6 separate regions of the Homo sapiens genome follow, and regions 2, 3, 4, 5 and 6 are each linked to region 1. The links are chromatin contacts, found by Hi-C or POLR2A ChIA-PET in ENCODE. All regions are on one chromosome and are shown on one strand. Each heading gives the region's core, a stretch centred on a gene start or an enhancer-like site at or near the end of the contact. The rest is flanking DNA. Distances are from core to core; before and after follow the strand shown. Region 1 holds the start of LEMD3 (LEM domain containing 3). Region 2 holds the start of KICS2 (KICSTOR subunit 2). Region 3 has its middle 41 kb from the start of LINC02425. Region 4 holds the start of LINC02425 (long intergenic non-protein coding RNA 2425). Region 5 overlaps HMGA2 (high mobility group AT-hook 2). Region 6 has its middle 83 kb from the start of HMGA2.

Evidence for each region. A loop is a pair of places that touch in the nucleus more often than their neighbours do. ChIA-PET counts read pairs that join two places held with the same protein, here RNA polymerase II (POLR2A). Pooled maps may share reads with other maps.
Region 2: a loop to region 1 is called in a map of B cell, with 11 times the contacts of the local background. The contact joins the promoter of KICS2 here to the promoter of LEMD3 in region 1. A Hi-C loop is called at or near these places in 6 of 168 maps with a recorded cell type or tissue (B cell, CD4-positive, alpha-beta T cell, CD4-positive, alpha-beta memory T cell and 2 more), 1 of 37 single-sample maps with no recorded cell type and 12 of 50 pooled maps. POLR2A ChIA-PET finds 5 or more read pairs at or near these places in 1 of 52 experiments (CD4-positive, alpha-beta T cell).
Region 3: a pooled map shows a loop between it and region 1 (2.9-fold over the local background). The contact joins the enhancer-like site here to the promoter of LEMD3 in region 1. A Hi-C loop is called at or near these places in 4 of 37 single-sample maps with no recorded cell type and 3 of 50 pooled maps. POLR2A ChIA-PET finds 5 or more read pairs at or near these places in 2 of 52 experiments (Caco-2 and T-cell).
Region 4: a loop to region 1 is called in a map of ascending aorta, with 2.7 times the contacts of the local background. The contact joins the promoter of LINC02425 here to the promoter of LEMD3 in region 1. A Hi-C loop is called at or near these places in 1 of 168 maps with a recorded cell type or tissue (ascending aorta), 1 of 37 single-sample maps with no recorded cell type and 5 of 50 pooled maps. POLR2A ChIA-PET finds 5 or more read pairs at or near these places in 1 of 52 experiments (Caco-2).
Region 5: a loop to region 1 is called in a pooled map, with 2.4 times the contacts of the local background. The contact joins the enhancer-like site here to the promoter of LEMD3 in region 1. A Hi-C loop is called at or near these places in 2 of 50 pooled maps. POLR2A ChIA-PET finds 5 or more read pairs at or near these places in 2 of 52 experiments (AG04450 and endothelial cell of umbilical vein).
Region 6: a map of naive thymus-derived CD4-positive, alpha-beta T cell shows a loop between it and region 1 (12-fold over the local background). The contact joins the enhancer-like site here to the promoter of LEMD3 in region 1. A Hi-C loop is called at or near these places in 1 of 168 maps with a recorded cell type or tissue (naive thymus-derived CD4-positive, alpha-beta T cell), 4 of 37 single-sample maps with no recorded cell type and 9 of 50 pooled maps. POLR2A ChIA-PET finds 5 or more read pairs at or near these places in 1 of 52 experiments (WTC11).

Annotation. Positions count from the first base shown.
Region 1 is chr12:65,168,256-65,170,873 of GRCh38, forward strand. It overlaps LEMD3 (LEM domain containing 3), which reads left to right and starts at 1,328. Exons shown (of 13, transcript NM_014319.5): 1 at 1,328-2,618. The coding sequence starts at 1,342. LOC124902953 (a long non-coding RNA gene) reads right to left here and starts at 1,161. Exons shown (of 2, transcript XR_007063349.1): 1 at 962-1,161. RefSeq lists enhancers at 846-905, 1,091-1,663, 1,346-1,495, 2,406-2,485 and silencers at 1,616-1,825, 2,209-2,412.
Region 2 is chr12:64,220,990-64,223,607 of GRCh38, forward strand. It overlaps KICS2 (KICSTOR subunit 2), which reads right to left and starts at 1,307. Exons shown (of 3, transcript NM_152440.5): 1 at 1,014-1,307. The coding sequence starts at 1,248. LOC124902952 (a long non-coding RNA gene) reads left to right here and starts at 1,360. Exons shown (of 2, transcript XR_007063347.1): 1 at 1,360-1,554. RefSeq lists enhancers at 831-950, 1,021-1,080, 1,115-1,709, 1,191-1,280, 1,431-1,620 and 1 more.
Region 3 is chr12:66,070,965-66,073,582 of GRCh38, forward strand. No RefSeq gene overlaps it. Among named protein-coding and RNA genes, the nearest start is that of LINC02425, 41 kb to the left of the region's middle. Within about 2 kb of position 1,332, at least 2 of the 41 ENCODE cell types and tissues checked have a DNase peak (open chromatin) inside an H3K27ac peak, as active enhancers do.
Region 4 is chr12:66,029,729-66,032,346 of GRCh38, forward strand. It overlaps LINC02425 (long intergenic non-protein coding RNA 2425), which reads right to left and starts at 1,338. Exons shown (of 3, transcript NR_146530.1): 1 at 1,233-1,338.
Region 5 is chr12:65,890,812-65,893,429 of GRCh38, forward strand. All of the region lies in intron 3 of HMGA2 (high mobility group AT-hook 2), which reads left to right. Among named protein-coding and RNA genes, the nearest start is that of HMGA2-AS1, 9.8 kb to the left of the region's middle. RefSeq lists enhancers at 665-1,577, 1,218-1,512. Within about 2 kb of position 1,325, at least 20 of the 41 ENCODE cell types and tissues checked have a DNase peak (open chromatin) inside an H3K27ac peak, as active enhancers do; they include endothelial cell of umbilical vein, where a contact is called at or near this core.
Region 6 is chr12:65,740,191-65,742,808 of GRCh38, forward strand. No RefSeq gene overlaps it. Among named protein-coding and RNA genes, the nearest start is that of HMGA2, 83 kb to the right of the region's middle. RefSeq lists enhancers at 1,322-1,822, 1,823-2,323 and a silencer at 1,323-1,372. Within about 2 kb of position 1,306, at least 6 of the 41 ENCODE cell types and tissues checked have a DNase peak (open chromatin) inside an H3K27ac peak, as active enhancers do.

The DNA of each region.
Region 1 (2,618 bases), core at 78-2,577:
GCCACCGCGCCCGGCCGTATTTATGCTTTTGACTAACGTTTTTCTGTACAGGTGTATAGGGTAATGTAATAGGTAAAATAACTCATTCAACAACAAAAAATTATTGTAGTATTTTGTAGCTACTAGGATTGAAGTACTAAAGAATTGTCTGTCTGCCAAGGTTTGGGGAAATGGGAAAATGGGACAAGATCTTCACCACATGGGGCACATTTCACCTCTCTGGGATTCATTTCCTATTCTGTAAATGGCAGAGTTGGGGTTCCAGGTCTTGTCCTTGTTTTTTTGACTTTGTGTGAAGGTTTCTCCACCTCACCTGGCACTAGTCTTATTTCAAAATATTCATCTCATACTATCCTCTCTTTGCAATTCTTTAATTCATTCAACAAATATTTATTGAGCTTCTACTAGTATTGTGAGTAACAGAAGCAAGGTTCCTCCACACATGGAGCTTATTATAGTCCAAAAGGATAGGACAATAAATAATTTTGAAAGTAAACAAATATTTATTAATAACTGATAAATAACTATTGGTTGGAAAGGTGCTAAGAAGGAAATAAATAGGATCATGTGTTATGTCTCTGAGAGTCTTAGAATGAAGCAGACAAGCTCTTTCACTTTCAAGTGCTGACGTAGTAAAGTCATTAGGTTTCAAAAAAGGAAAAAAAGATAATATCTTACAATTAACTAATGAATGAACAGCCATTACGCTAGAAGAAAATTGTATTGTGATTGGTGTACTCCGTATCTTCTCAGAATGAGAGAGGTGAGGCTTCTCAAAAAGAGCAGCGAGAGAAAGTCACTTAAAAATTTTTTTTTTTTGGTAGGTCAAGCTAAAGACGAACTGAAAATAGACAACCTGAAGTCAGACGGGAAAGCTGCCAATCTAGTCTGGCCAGCAGAATTTCTTTCAGTAGGTCTAGGCTCCCTCGGCATTGGGAATCCAGATGTAAAGAAAACTTACGCCATAAACTTCAAGGTAGATTTCAGTTATTACTGCCCGGTGGCAGGAACCTAGGAAGGTGAGGTCAAGGTGTGGTTTAGTAAGAGACAGCTCCCGGGAACGGCACTTGGAAGGGCAGGGCGGAGAACAGCTGGAGATGAGATAGAGAGCAGGGGGAGAATGCGCCGACACCTCAAGGTGAGAGAGTAGAAACAGTCTCCGCCGTGGGAGCCGCGCGCTGCTCAGGTGGCTCTTTCCCGCTCAGGTGAGCTCCTCCCGCGCCTCCCATTGGCCGAGATGCCCGCGGCGCTGGGAGGGCGACGCAGCGCGGTCTAGTTCAGGGTCTAGGGCGGCGCGTCACTTCCGGTAGCGCGGAGCTTGTAAAACACCCTGGAGAGAAAATGGCGGCGGCAGCAGCTTCGGCGCCTCAGCAGCTCTCGGATGAGGAGCTTTTCTCTCAGCTCCGCCGTTACGGCCTGTCTCCCGGACCAGTGACGGAGAGCACCCGCCCGGTCTACCTCAAGAAGCTGAAGAAGCTTCGAGAGGAAGAGCAGCAACAGCACCGGTCAGGGGGCCGCGGCAACAAGACGCGGAACAGTAATAACAATAACACGGCAGCCGCCACGGTCGCAGCCGCGGGACCAGCGGCGGCGGCGGCCGCGGGGATGGGGGTCCGGCCGGTCTCGGGCGACCTCTCCTACTTACGGACTCCTGGGGGCCTGTGCCGAATCTCGGCCTCTGGCCCAGAGAGCCTCCTGGGAGGGCCCGGGGGCGCCTCCGCCGCCCCCGCGGCTGGCAGCAAAGTGCTGCTGGGCTTCAGCTCGGACGAGTCGGACGTGGAGGCCAGTCCCCGGGACCAGGCCGGCGGCGGCGGGAGGAAAGACCGGGCTTCGCTCCAGTACCGCGGGCTCAAAGCGCCGCCGGCGCCCCTGGCCGCCAGCGAGGTGACTAACAGCAACTCTGCAGAGCGAAGGAAGCCCCACTCGTGGTGGGGGGCCAGGAGGCCGGCGGGCCCCGAGCTGCAGACCCCGCCGGGGAAAGATGGAGCAGTGGAGGACGAGGAAGGGGAGGGAGAGGACGGTGAGGAGAGGGACCCGGAGACCGAGGAGCCGCTCTGGGCGAGCCGGACCGTGAATGGCAGCCGGCTTGTCCCCTACAGCTGCCGGGAAAACTATTCGGACTCAGAGGAAGAGGACGACGACGACGTGGCCTCCAGCAGACAGGTATTAAAGGACGACTCCCTTTCCCGGCATCGGCCCAGACGAACCCATAGTAAGCCTCTCCCCCCGCTGACTGCTAAATCGGCCGGCGGCAGGCTGGAGACTTCAGTTCAGGGAGGGGGAGGACTCGCGATGAATGACAGGGCGGCGGCTGCCGGGAGTCTAGACAGGAGCCGAAACCTCGAAGAGGCGGCGGCCGCGGAGCAGGGAGGAGGGTGTGATCAAGTGGACTCCAGCCCCGTTCCTAGATACCGTGTTAACGCTAAGAAACTGACCCCTCTCCTGCCCCCGCCACTTACTGACATGGACTCAACCTTGGATTCGTCAACAGGCTCCCTTCTGAAAACCAATAATCATATTGGCGGTGGGGCCTTCAGTGTGGACTCCCCCAGGATTTATTCTAACAGTCTCCCTCCCAGTGCGGCGGTGGCCGCCTCTAGTTCACTCAGGATCAATCA
Region 2 (2,618 bases), core at 57-2,556, 950 kb before region 1:
CTTGCTACAGCAATTACGAACTCAGGAAGCCCTGTCTCTTGAGTGTTTACTGAAAGCTCAATAAGATGTACATGGTCACCTTCAGGCAATATAAGGAAAGTAGGGGGCTGGTTAGGGAACGGGGGGGGGTGGATCAAAATGAAATCTACACCAATTTTACATTTCTATTCTCTGTATTTTATATACGTGTCCTTCATTCACATCAGACCTCACGCTTCTGAAAATTGAAGAGTCTAAAACAGGTCAAAGTACTGACTCTGAAACCCCTAGGATTCAAATATATTTATTTGTCATAATTAAGCAGTAATATTATTTTGTATGCATATTCCATGCCTTTTACATCTATTATTTCCTTCTCATCTACTTATACTTATTGCTTCTACTAGTAAAAATCAGTTGAATCAGCTCTTGAATCTTATTTCAGAGGCAAGATGTACATGAAGTGCTAAGAGTGTTTACCATTTTCCCCTTAAGTCTCTTCTTGCTAGTGTTAGGCATATTTCTTGCCTTTCCTGCCCAATATTCATTTATTACTTTAGTCATTAAATATGTATTGGGGGACTATGAAGACGGGGTAGGACTCTAAATGTGACTCTCGGGCCTTAACCTTAAGAGGCCACACAACAGTGTTCAGTAATAGAACTAGGTTGTTTTGCAAAGTTTTGCTCTTCTGGCTGCAGCGTCACTAATTAAAACAATGAAGACATAGTTTGGTTAACTTCTCATTTATGGCATCAATCCATGCACGAGGCAAAAGGGCAAACCCTTCGGTTTGGGTCACAGCCCTGCAAAGAGCATCTACCCAGTTCGCCAATCTATCAGCAGCGCAGGCCGGTGGGCGGGGCTTGTGGAAGCCCAGGGAAGGAAAGGAACGGTGGGAGGAGATCTGGGAATGCCGAGTCGAGCCTGCGACTAGAAGTGACACAGAGACGGGAAACCCAAGCCACTGCCGACTGGGGAATATACCCCCTTTACTTCCTCCTCAAGGGGCTCGGGGGGCGGGGCGGAGGTACCTAGTTTCTGCCCCAGGTAGGTGAGGCTGTGATAGACCTTCTCGGCCGCGGCCAGGTGCGCCAAGGCCGCCAGCAGCGACAGCCAGCTGCCCCCCGCGCTCTTGTTGGCCTCTCGTTCCTTCTCCACATTGTCCTTAGCCTTGTCGTAAGAGAAGATACCCAGGTGAGAGAAGAACGTCTCCAGCACCGCCTGTTCCACCGGGACCGGGGCGGCCAGCGGGATAGACTCCCCCATGCGAGCTGCGCCCCAGCTCGACCCACGTGGCTCTCCTCGGCCTCGCACTTCCGGGTTCTGAGGGAACGGGCTTGCGCACAAGCGTGCGTGCGCGTGACCGCCTCCACCGGCGGACTCGTGAGCGCGCCGCTGCCGGGACCGCTCCTGGGCCTTAGAGAAGACGCGGATAAGGGCCAAGGAAAGAGGGAGGTAGCGGTTGCTGAGCTCCTTCGGCGCTTCGGCTCCTGTAGCTCTGACTATTCGGACCGTCAAGGTAGAATAGGAGGCGGCCAGTTCCCCGCTCTAAGAAGTTGCCTGCGCTCTGAGGTGAGCTGACAGGCCCCTCTCTGTGTGGTTCGTCAGCGCTGGTGACGTCATGCAAACGTGACGTCAGCCCTGGCCAGAACATCTGGCCTGGGCTCTCCAGGCACCTCGCTGGGCCGGCTGGGAGATGGGGAAGTGCCTGGAGTTGTGCCCACACTCACAGCAGGGACCCTAGTCAGCCCTGACACCTTCTACACCAACTCATGGAAGTGATTTGCTGAGATTAGAAGACTGACGGGTAAAGGTTGATCTCCTTCCCATTGCCTAGTTTTCATCACATCACACACCACCGGTTAACTCTCACCTGTATCCCGTTCTAGTTCTCCCGGGTCTGTGTTAGCCCTGCAACTAATAAGTAGAGCCCCTGGCCCAAACTGCATTAACCTTCCTTAAAAAGTTATCTTTTTTTTTTCTTTTTTTTTGAGACGGAGTCTCGCTCTGTCGCCCAGACTGGAGTGCAGTGGTGAGATCTCGGCCCACTGCAGCCTCCACCTCCCGAGTTCAAACGATTTTCCTGCCTCAACCTCCCTAGTAGCTGGGATTACAGGCCAGCGCCACCACACCTGGCTAATTTTCGTATTTTTAATAGAAACAGGGTTTCACCATGTTAGCCAGGCTGGTCTCAAACTCCTGGCTCAAGCAATCTTCCCACCTCAGCCTCCCAAAGTTTTGGGATTACAGGTGTGAGCCACCACCCCTGGCCAGAATGAAGAATACATTAATGTAAATTGTGCACGTTGTCATTTAGAATAATTACAAGTTCCTTTGGCATTTAAGAAACCCCATGAACCCGGCTCATACTTGTATGTCCACTACTTTGAAACACTACCCACTACTCAATAGTTTTTTCCTTTCTTCTTTGTGCATACTTATTTTATGCTTCTTAGTCACACTATTTAATCGCATATATTTACATATCTCTTTCCCCAAGTGGTGAGATCCCTAGGGTACAGTAGGGTTCACTTACAGTTATAATCTTTTCATATTGGACGGCGCAGCCATGTTTGTTGAACAAATGAGAGAATTGCCTATTTTCGTTTTTTCTCAAACTAGAGCTGTTCTGCCAT
Region 3 (2,618 bases), core at 82-2,581, 900 kb after region 1:
GCAGCCTCTCAACCTTGGACTGCTCAGCTTCTAGAATTGTAAGGAACAAATTTCTTTTATTTGTAAATTACCCAGCCTCAGGTATTCTGTAATACGAACAGAAAACAAACTGAGATAGTGCATTACTGTTCAGCAAAAAGCAGTTAGCTATTGAAGGGGGAGCTACTGAGATGAGCCCTCCACCTCAGGATGCTGCTGTAGCAGGGCTGTGCCAGGCAGATGAGAGAGCCGAAGGCTGGAGTCCAGGTCATTTCTAGGCTAACCAGGGAGGGGGACTCTGGTGCAAAAGATGTGGGAGTGGGGGCCCCTTTCTCGATATCATAGGTAACCCCATACTGGTTACCAACTTGACTTTCTGTGAGTGGCATAGCTCACCCTCACTACTTTCCCTGCGGCCCACCACCCCCACACTGGCAGGCTAACTGCATGGTACGCCCTGGGGGGAATAGGCTGAGAATTCTGAGCCTCAACTCCACCCAGTCTTGGAAATTCTAGCCCTTTATCTCTTTGCCCCTATAACCTGTATCAGAAGCTTAGATTAATCGCTGAGGGACTGCACCCAGGGAGGGATGGGGTGTTACTGGGGAAACTGGATTTACCCTCTAGTTGCTAGGTCTGGCTCCAAGTTCTAGGTTTCCTCATTCCAAGTTCTAGGACCCTTGATATGAGCCATTCCTCTGGACCCTTTCCTCAGGGAGTTTGGTGAGGAAAGAACATGTTAGCATATCCTTAGAGACTGCTGTGGCCTAAGAATAGAAAAAGAGGAAATCACTGCATTGTGGGGGATTCCAGTCCCTCCACTTCTTGCTTCTCTTGGGCCCAGAGAGAAGCTGTTTTCCTTTACAAACAGTGCAGTGCATACATCCAGGGCATAAGAGTTTTGTTCTTTCCTGCGCTTTGAGGAGACTACAGTGTATTTTGCCTTAAATATATGCCCCAACATTTACCAGCTTCACAGTCTGCATATTTCACTTCTAACACTGAGGTTAAAACAAAAATGAATACAATATTTTTTAGACGTGAATGAAATCAACAAGTTTTGTTTTGTTTTTTAAACTTTTGCCATAAACTGTGACTAGTTTTAATGATTTCACAAATTGCTATCTCTAAATTCTAGGAATGTGTGTTTGAGGCTCCCCTATTTTGAGATTATAGACAGGCCAAAGATACAATCTGAACAAATTTTTTATCAAGATAAGGGATGGGGGCTGGTGACATAGAATAAGGGTGTTTCCAAGAGGGTTCAGGACTGGGAGGGAAAATAATCCAAAGTTGTGACCTGTGTTGGACCAACAGTGAAACAAAAACAGCATAAGCTTCCTCTTAGAGAGTTGTGGGAACCTAGAAGTTCCTCTTATGCGAACACCTTCACTTAACAAGTGAGAAACATTAAAACTGAAAGAGAAATTTTCCTAAGCCCTGTTATAAGAAATAAATGTGTAGGAACAGATTACAAGGCAGTATCTATAGTTTTAAGGGTTGGTTCATCAAGCCTATGTTTTGTTGATCTACTAACTACAAATTTGAATGCGAGAGGGACCAATATATAAAAATCCATTCCTTGTCTGAGTTCTTCAACCTGCAAACACACTCAATGATAACAGAAGAATATCAGGATGTGTCTATTGCAAGCTGTTTGTCTTATTTCAGCCTATTAGCATCCCTGGGAGGACGGCATTATCACCTAGTTGTAAAGATGAGGAAACTTGTTTGGCTAAAGTGACTCAACTTGTAAGATATCAAAGTGTGATGTGTCTGGCTTCCAAGCCTAATGTTTTCAGTTGCAACGTAACTTTTTCTATGTTGATTTCCCATTAGCGCTAGGTCTACATGTGAAAATTTCAGTTCTAATTTCCGTTTTAGGAATGGTTCACACTCTGAATCATGTGAGGTTCCTTACGTGGCTTGCGACCAACTGGCCATTACAGTTAATCCCTCGAATCTCTTCCAGGGTATCACCAAATCATTCTCCAAATAAAATTATTCAAAAATCAAATCCAAGGATAAGAAAAAAGTGAGCAGAGGGGAGTCCATTAAGTTTCATCTTCTTCCAATTAGTTCAACACTCTTCACTTATTTGGCTGTTCCAAAGATATTTTGTCCTGCTTAAAAATAGAGGTGCGGCCAGGCATGGTGGCTCACGCCTGTAATCCCAGCACTTTGGGAGGCTGAGGTGGGCGGATCACGAGGTCAGGAGATCGAGACCTTCCCGGTGAACACTGTGAAACCCGTCTCTACTAAAAACAGAAAAAAATTAGCCGGGTGTGGTGGCGGGTGCCTGTAGTCCCAGCTACTCGGGAGGCTGAGGCAGGAGAATGGCATGAACCTGGGGGGCGGAGCTTGCAGTGAGCGGAGATTGCGCCACTGCACTCCAGCCTGGGCAACAGAGCGAGACTCCATTTCAAAAAAAAAAAAAAAAAAATGAGGTGCAAGGTGCAACAACATTCCATTCAAAAAACAGCTAGCATATCTTCTGGCATTTTTAAAAAAGAAGTTTAACCCAGAAATCCTATAAGATTCTTTTTTTTTTTTTAAATTTTAGACAGAGTCTCCCTCTGTCACCCAGGCTGGAGTGTAGGAGTGTAGTGGCGCTATTTCGGCTTACTGCAACCTCCACC
Region 4 (2,618 bases), core at 88-2,587, 860 kb after region 1:
TTGGCACCACACTGCAATGAGTTGAGCAAAACTGTGAGTGAGCACTTAGAAACTTTTCTAGTCATCTGACATGAAATTTTTTTGTCTTTTTTTTTTTTTTTTTTTTTTTTGAGATGCAGTCTTGCTCTGTCACCCAGGCCAGAGTACAGTGGCATGATCTCTGCCCACTGCAACCTCGGCCTCCCAGGTTCAAGTGATTCTCCTGTCCCAGCCTTCTGAGTAGCTGGGACTACAGGCAGACACCCTCACGCCTGGCTAATTTTTGTATTTTTACTGGAGATGGGGTTTCACCATATTGGTCAGGCTGGTCTTGAACTCCTGACCTCAGGTGATCCACCTGCCTCGGCCTCCCAAAGTGCTGGGATTACAGGCGTGAGCCACTGTGCCTGGCCTGTCTTTTGAATCTGATATTAAATATGAGAGGCTTGCATTTTGTACGATTTGGGGTGTTTTTAAATTTAATTTTTCTAGAAATACATTTTTGTTACATTTGATTAAAACACCAGTTTGTGGCTGATTGGACACTTAAAAACTGGTCCTTTGCCACAGATAGTTTGAGAAGCTTGAGTCTAAACTATAAAGTGATCTGGATGGTCAGGTAACTGTTTTGTGAATTAAATGTACATCACACACACACACACACACACACACACACACATACACACACACACATTATCTATATAACAGAACAGCCAACTCAGCAGAAACAAAGCTCAAAGCTCTGTAAACTCATTTCCTCAGTATCTCCAGATGTGCCACAGCTGAGGGAGTGTTCAGAAATAGGAATGGTTTGATTACATGATTGAAGCGAATGGATTTGTTATGTCTTGATCCTTTTTCTTCCTTCCTTCCCCTCTCCTTTCCTTCTCCCTTCCTTCCTCTCCATCTCTTCCCTCCCTCCTCCCTTTCTTTCTTCCCTTCTTTCCTCCCTTCCTCTTTTCCTTCCTTCCCTCCCTTCTTTTCTTCTTTTTCCTTTCCTATATTATCTTATTCTCCGTCTCTAAAGAGAGAGTTAAACCAAGAGCCCACAATCACACACATCAACAAACTACATGAGTCAAATTCACTGAGGAAGAGGAAGGAGAAAAAGAGGTTAGGGATATATGGAGAAGGAAAACTATGGCTCAGAAATGCAGGTACATTAGGATCTAGAGACAAGTACCTATATCAAACAAAAGAAATATTGCTTTATGAATTCCCAGAGAATATATTTTTTTCTGAATTAAACTTACCTGTTATTAATATATTTTAATTCTCTAGAAAAGGAATTTTTAAATCTGAGTTTCTGAAGAACTCTTCTTGGTTGCTCCCCCATGAAAATCCAAAGGAATTTCTTCTAAAAGTCATAATGAACATTCCTTTAGATGTTTTGGGGAAGAGAACTGGTGAAGCCATTTCCCCTCTGCTCCCCCTTCACCCTAGCTGAAGTGTTGCAGACCACAGGACTTTGCTTGTGCCCAAATCATTTCGCCCAGACTCTGAAATATGGGTGGTTAAAAACAGGATGCCAAAACAACCATATTTCCTCCCCTCATGCTGCCTTTTTACATGTACTCAAGACAATGCAGATTTATTCTGCCTCACCTGTGTCTAATGTTAGACGCATGCCCCAGAATGTCGGAAAACTTTTGTGTTTCATTTTACAATAAAAGAAATGTACTACCCAAGCTCTCAAGAAAGCACAAAGAAATGAATCTGTATCCCTTAAGCTTTGCAATTCATTTTTCTTCTTTGTTGGTTCTCGAAACTGAATTCCCTGGGTTGGGGTTTTATACTACAATTTTATCTTCTACACTTTTCTTTACTTCCCCCTTCACTCTACCCCCGCTATCCCCCCACTCCCTAGGGGCTTTGGCTTCAAATCAAAACAGCTTTCAAGTGGCCAGGACCAAGTTCCAAATCTTCTATGTTTCCTACAGATTTTCCTTCTTTCCCAGATTTTTCTAAGCCCCACTCTTTGTAGGAAGGCATGCACCTCCAGATAGGGTCCTGACTGTAAGCATTGTGCTTGGGCCCCCATCCCAACTGCAGAAGTTTATTTGAAGTATGTTACTCTTTGCCTGCTTCTTAACTTGAGGCCCAATAGTCTTACAATGTCATTTTTTTCCCCTACTGTAAATCAAGGGACAGCTGTCTTTGGACTAAATTCCAAATAGTTGGTCTGGAAATGAACTTCTCAGTGGGTCCCTCCTCTATTCTGGCTGACATTTCCCCATTAATTTCTTTTTCTCTTTCATCCATTCATTGGCTGATGAGTCTATAAATACACCTCATCTGCTTTTACTTTGCTTTTTAAGAATAAACTGATACCAAACACACTGTCTTAATTACATCCACAGGCAAAGCATAACGAGTTTAAATGTTGTCACAATATAGTTTAAAAACTTGACATGGTTCATTATGCCAGCTGTGATAAAACTGGGAAATGAAAACCTTAATTTGGATGTGTAAATGAGTAATTCATCTGAAAAGGTATTTTTAACATTAATAAATGAGAATACCTAGAAACCTACTAAGCAAAGGAAGGGAGTTGAACAGGAAACCGATAAGTAGATTGGTAAAGAAGCAAGGAAACCCGGCCTCCATTCCTCTTGGGCACAACACCTCTAAAATTAGGC
Region 5 (2,618 bases), core at 75-2,574, 720 kb after region 1:
CCTCCCAGTACAAGCGATTCTCCTGCCTCAGCCTCCTGAGTAGCTGGGATCCCTGGTGTGCATCACCGTGCCCGGCTTTTTTTGCATTTTTTGTAGAGACGGGGTTTCACTGTGTCACCATGTTGGCCAGGCTGATCTCGAACTCCTGACCTCAAGTGATCTGCCTGCCTCGGCCTCCCAAAGTGCTGGGATTATAGGCATGAGCCATAGCGCCCAGCCGACTTCTTCAATATATTCGTATATGTGAATTGAGCCTTCCATTTCTTCCTTTACCTCCTCTTTCATCCATTGGAACCAGTTGACTTTTTAATGTAAAGTATAGAAACTCAGCCGCTCTGACCCTGTTTTGATTCCAAACCCTTGTACCTACCAGACCATTTAGGAAGACTGGGATAAATAAGCATTATAACTCCAGGGAGCTTTCTGATTTCATGATCCATTTCTGTTTCTTAGGGGCCAGACAGTGCTAGGCTTACAGGAGACTCAAAATCTGTAGTTAACCACAGCAATAAATGAACACAAAGGAAATGCAGATGTAAGTAGGGGATAAACTTTGAGTGGTTCCATCAGTAGTGATTCATGATGTTGAACTACAATAATATTTTCCTCCACACACTCTCCCAGTTCCCATTGTGACACTGGAGCAGCATTTAGGGAAGACAGTTAGGCTTGGGGGTGCGTTCTGTGGTCATGGCTGTGGAAGATTGGTCCTACGGCTGTTAATCTGGCTGACAAATGTTTCATCAACATGCATTGTTGAAAGTGACATGATGCACAGTGCTGGTTAAGAGTCGCGTAAATAATAAAATGCCCAAGATGGGAGAAGAGCAGTTTTCCTGGCTTCTCCAAGTTTGAGCTGCAGAATCAGAAGCAGTAGAATAGAGAGAGAAGAGACAGGACACTAGCTTGGGTTCCAGCCCCAACTCTGCTGCCCTGTGCTGCGTGGCTGCAGCAAGTGACTTATCTAATAACTGTGGGTCTCAGTTTCCTCACTCATAGTATTAATGATCATTTCTCAGGAGTATTAAATAAGAGCATGAGTTTAAAGAGCCCAGTCCCGTGCCCAGCACAACGGAGGCTACCCTCCAAAGGTCAGTCCCTTTTTCTGTGTGTTTCATCCTCTCTTGGCAGCCTGTTTGCTGCATCTCTCAGCTGACTTTTGTCCCTTCCTGCTCACTTAGTCAATTCAGAGATTACAGTTTGTACAATAATGCGCTGCCTTGTCTTCTCGCTGGTGAATCTGGACCGGAGTGCTCTGCCTCTGCGCCGACACTCACTCTGATGGTCTTGGCTGGAGGACAGAGGCTGCTGGCAAAAACCTAAGAGGGAACATACCGTGGTAGCAGCATGAAAGAATTTGGCAAGGAGGTGCTCGTCACATGATTGTGATTCATACTGTACTCTCAAAATGTGGCAGGAGGGCTAGGAGAGACTTTTAATGCCAGCACACAGAGCAGAGACACTCATTTTCAAACATCACATTCTTTTTATAGTACAGGCATGCCTCACAGGGAAAATATTGAACTTGGCCTGCCAGCACCACGAGAGTCGTCCCAACTGTGATTTTATTGCTTGAGTCACTCCCTGAATCAGATACTGGCTGCACGGAGGAAGTCTTCTATTAGGGATGCTTTGAAATTGTGTTTTTAATTAATTAACACCAACTCTGGACAGGTTTTTCATTTACTCCTAGCTGACTCTTTTTTGTCTTTTCTTTTTTTGCCTGAAACTTGTTAGACATTTTTGTAAGGTCTCAGTTGGATCGCTTTTAAGTATCCTGGTGAAAGAGTCATCTGTGTTGGGTGACCAAAGCGAGGGGACCCTTCAAAGTAGAGTTTGTCATCTCCGAGAGAATCTGATCCATGGGAATGGGGTCGTCAGGAAAACGGTCCCTAAAAGTCTGGCATAGCACTTTTTGATGCCTTCAGCCGTCCTCAATCCATTCATCCTGTTGTTAAAACTTAAAACTAGAGCTGGCCAGCTGTTGAGAAAAGTCCTCAGTTTTATTTCAACCAAATGATGCTGCCTCCTGGGGCTGGAAGGGGGCTGACTTCAAGCACAATTATAAATGTGTAGCTCTTTCAAGCGGCGGAAACCTACAAAATGGCCTTGATTCACAGGGCCCCTCTGGCTCAAAGACTCTCTGCTTCCCGTGTGTCATAAATCTGTATCTGCATCAAAAAGTGTAAAGACGGCAGTGTATGGAAGTCCCTCTTCCTCTGCGAGTGTGTCTATGACAGATTTATACTGATGGCTACACTGCACCCCGGTCACAGGCTCCTATTATAGTCATGCCCCACTGACTCAGCCCCCATTTCCTGTGGAAGGGGAGACAAGGTCCTGCATGAAGGAGGGTGAAATTACAGCTCAACTCTCGAATTGCTGTTAGTACAGGAGGACCTTTAAGGGCTGCAGCAAGACCCATTTTGTTCATAGCAACATCTACTGTCTCCTCACCCCAGTGTGGTCACAGCTAAAACCTAAGGCATTTAGTTTCATGACAAGATATGCCATGACAGGGTACTCCAGAATTCAACAAGGCCAAATGGATACATGCGAAAAGAACAAACCACCTCATTTGTTATAATTTTTGTTTCTTCAAAGTGGTTTTCTTTTTC
Region 6 (2,618 bases), core at 56-2,555, 570 kb after region 1:
AACCTGGGAGGCGGAGCTTGCAGTGAGCCGAGATCGCACCACTGCACTCCGGCCTGGGTGACACAGCGAGACTGCGTCTCAAAAAAAAAAAAAAAGAAAGAAAGAAAAAGATGTTCTGAAAGAAACTCCAGGATGAGCAACTGCCTTCAAGGGCAGAGGTTTTAAGTTGCCAATAAAATAAAATAGTGACAAGTAAACACTGCGCCTCATCAAGAGGAGCAAGGCAGCTTCTGTTGTGTAGCCGATGTTCCCATTTTCAGAACGTAGATGTAGGTGAGTGAGAAGAAAGAGGATATATAAACCGTCTTCCAGCTCAAATTTGAAATTAAAAGAAAAAAAGACCTAAAAGAGGGGGCCTGCCCTCCACCAACAAGGCAGCAAACCTTGCAGCCTGTGGGGCTTCACCATAGCACAAACCAAGCACCTTTACTTGCAGCTCTCTAAGGGCCCAGATTTGAGTTTTGACTCAGAGAAGAGAGAGCAGAGGTCTCTAGAAATGCCTGTTGGGTTTGAAGAATGCTGATGACATTTTTGCAACTATCCTTTATCATCTGTTTTCTGTACTTCCACCACTGGCTCCACCTTTTTCTTTCTGCAGTTCAAAATCGTTCTGTGAAATATCTCCTCCATTTCAAATCTTGGCTCTTCACCACTCAGTTTAAGAGTAGCAAACACCTTGCAGCCTGAGGTTCCACCTTGAACATGGAGAACATTCAAACACAATATGGGGGAGGAGGCGACCTGCGTGACTTTTAACATCCCCTTCATATCCTCCCACTGGGCGCATTTTAAGCGCCAGCGCTCACCACATCCGGCTGCCCCACCGCCCGCGCCCGGAGCCCCAACATTCCCAGTCCTCTCCCTTCTCTCACTTCTAGGTCAACAAATATTTTAATAGGTCCTTTTGAACAGATGTGGCCTGTAGATGTATGCAATGACCCCATCGGAAATAATTTGGGGTGAAGGGGGAAGGCGACCTTCCTCTCCAGGAGAGCCTTTATTGTATAATCTCTAGTTAATGAGCCTCTCTCTGGGCCTCAAACCGGGCGAGTTATTATCCGTGTCTGCAAGTCTGGAGAAGAGGCTAAGAAGCAAACCTCCTGGGTGTCCGGGACCACCGGCCTTAGCCTTCTCCAAGCCCAGGGCAGGGCGAGAAGAACATGGCCCGGTTCCCCTCGGGGTCTCTGGCCCAGCTGCGGAGGGGGAAAGGTGATCGATCTTGCTGGGGGCCACCGCTAGCCCACCGCTTCCTGCCGCGACCTGCCGCGGCGGCCGGAGCCCGGGAGCTTCCCATTGGCTCACGGGCCGACGCCATGCAGTCTGGGGGGGCGTGGCCGGGCGGCGGGGCGTGGCCAGGCGGTGCGGGGAACTGCGGAGAGAGGAGAGGAGAGGAGAGGAGGGGAGGGGAGGGGAGAGGAGTGGAGAGGAGAGGAGGGGAGGGGAGGGCAGGGGCGGGGCGGGGCCGGGCGGCGGGGGCGCACACCCCAATCTCCCTAGCGCTGTGGGGGTGGCTGCAGCTCCCCGCGCGCTCCCTCCTTTGGGGGGGTTTCTGGGCTCGTGACTTTTTTTTAAATAAAGAATGAGCGGATGCCCGTGACAAGTTAATAGCTCTCGCCGCGCTCTAAAGTTAAGTTGTATCTCCTTCCCGCCGCGAGTCTCCTTCCACAGACCCGCCGGAGCTGCCGGGACGGGCGCTGCGCGGGACTGGGCGTTAGGTGCTCCCGGCTGGTTCCGGCGAGCAGCCCCCACCCCTCGCCCACGCTCGGGGTTAGAGACCCCAGCACCCCACGCAGACGGCCCGGGCTTAGACCTCTCCACGTCGCTGTGGCGCGCGCCCCGCCAACACCCCCACCCCACGCGCAGCCCGTGTCTTCTTTACCCCCGCGCACTTAACGCAGGGCGCACGCACGCATCCCGGCCCCCTCACACTCACACTGCGTCTTCTGTCACACCCCCTGTCGCACACACACTGTTCTCTGACTCCCACCATCTCCTGTCTCACACCCACTCCAGTTTCGTGTTGAGCGGCCGCCAGTTCTCCCTCGGTCGCGCCGGCGCACGCTCGTCCCCTTCTGCCCCGGAGCCCGCCCGCGCCGCACGGTGGCCCCTTGCGCTGGCCTGATCGTGGGAACCAGGCGGGGCCCCAGCGTCCCTGCCCCTGCCCGGTCATCCATCTCCCTCCCGGTCGGCCAGCCGAGACTTCAAAGGCGCCTCCTCCGGCCGGGCCTGCCAAACCCCGACGCAGCCTGGATGTGGGCCGGGGGCGCTCCCCGGCGGGGGGAGGCCGGGCCAGGGCGCGTCTGGGGCCGGCTCCGTCCTTAGTGCGGCGGCGGCGGACTCCAGAGCTGACCGCGGGGCCACCCCCGCCGCGGCCGGGCCACGCGCGGGCCACCCGGGAGCTTCTACCAGCCCAGCGAGCACGCGCCGGCGGGAGGGGGGCCTCATTTTCATGGCAAGGGAAATCCGGATAAGGATGGACTCCTTTCGGAGGAGAATGGGAACGCGCTAGTCCTGGTGCCTGACCCTCTCTCCTAAAGAAAATGAGTCTCCCCTGGAGCTTAAGCCATATTTCCTTCGCCTCCTTTCCTCCTTCCCATTCGGACACCCCTAATTGACAG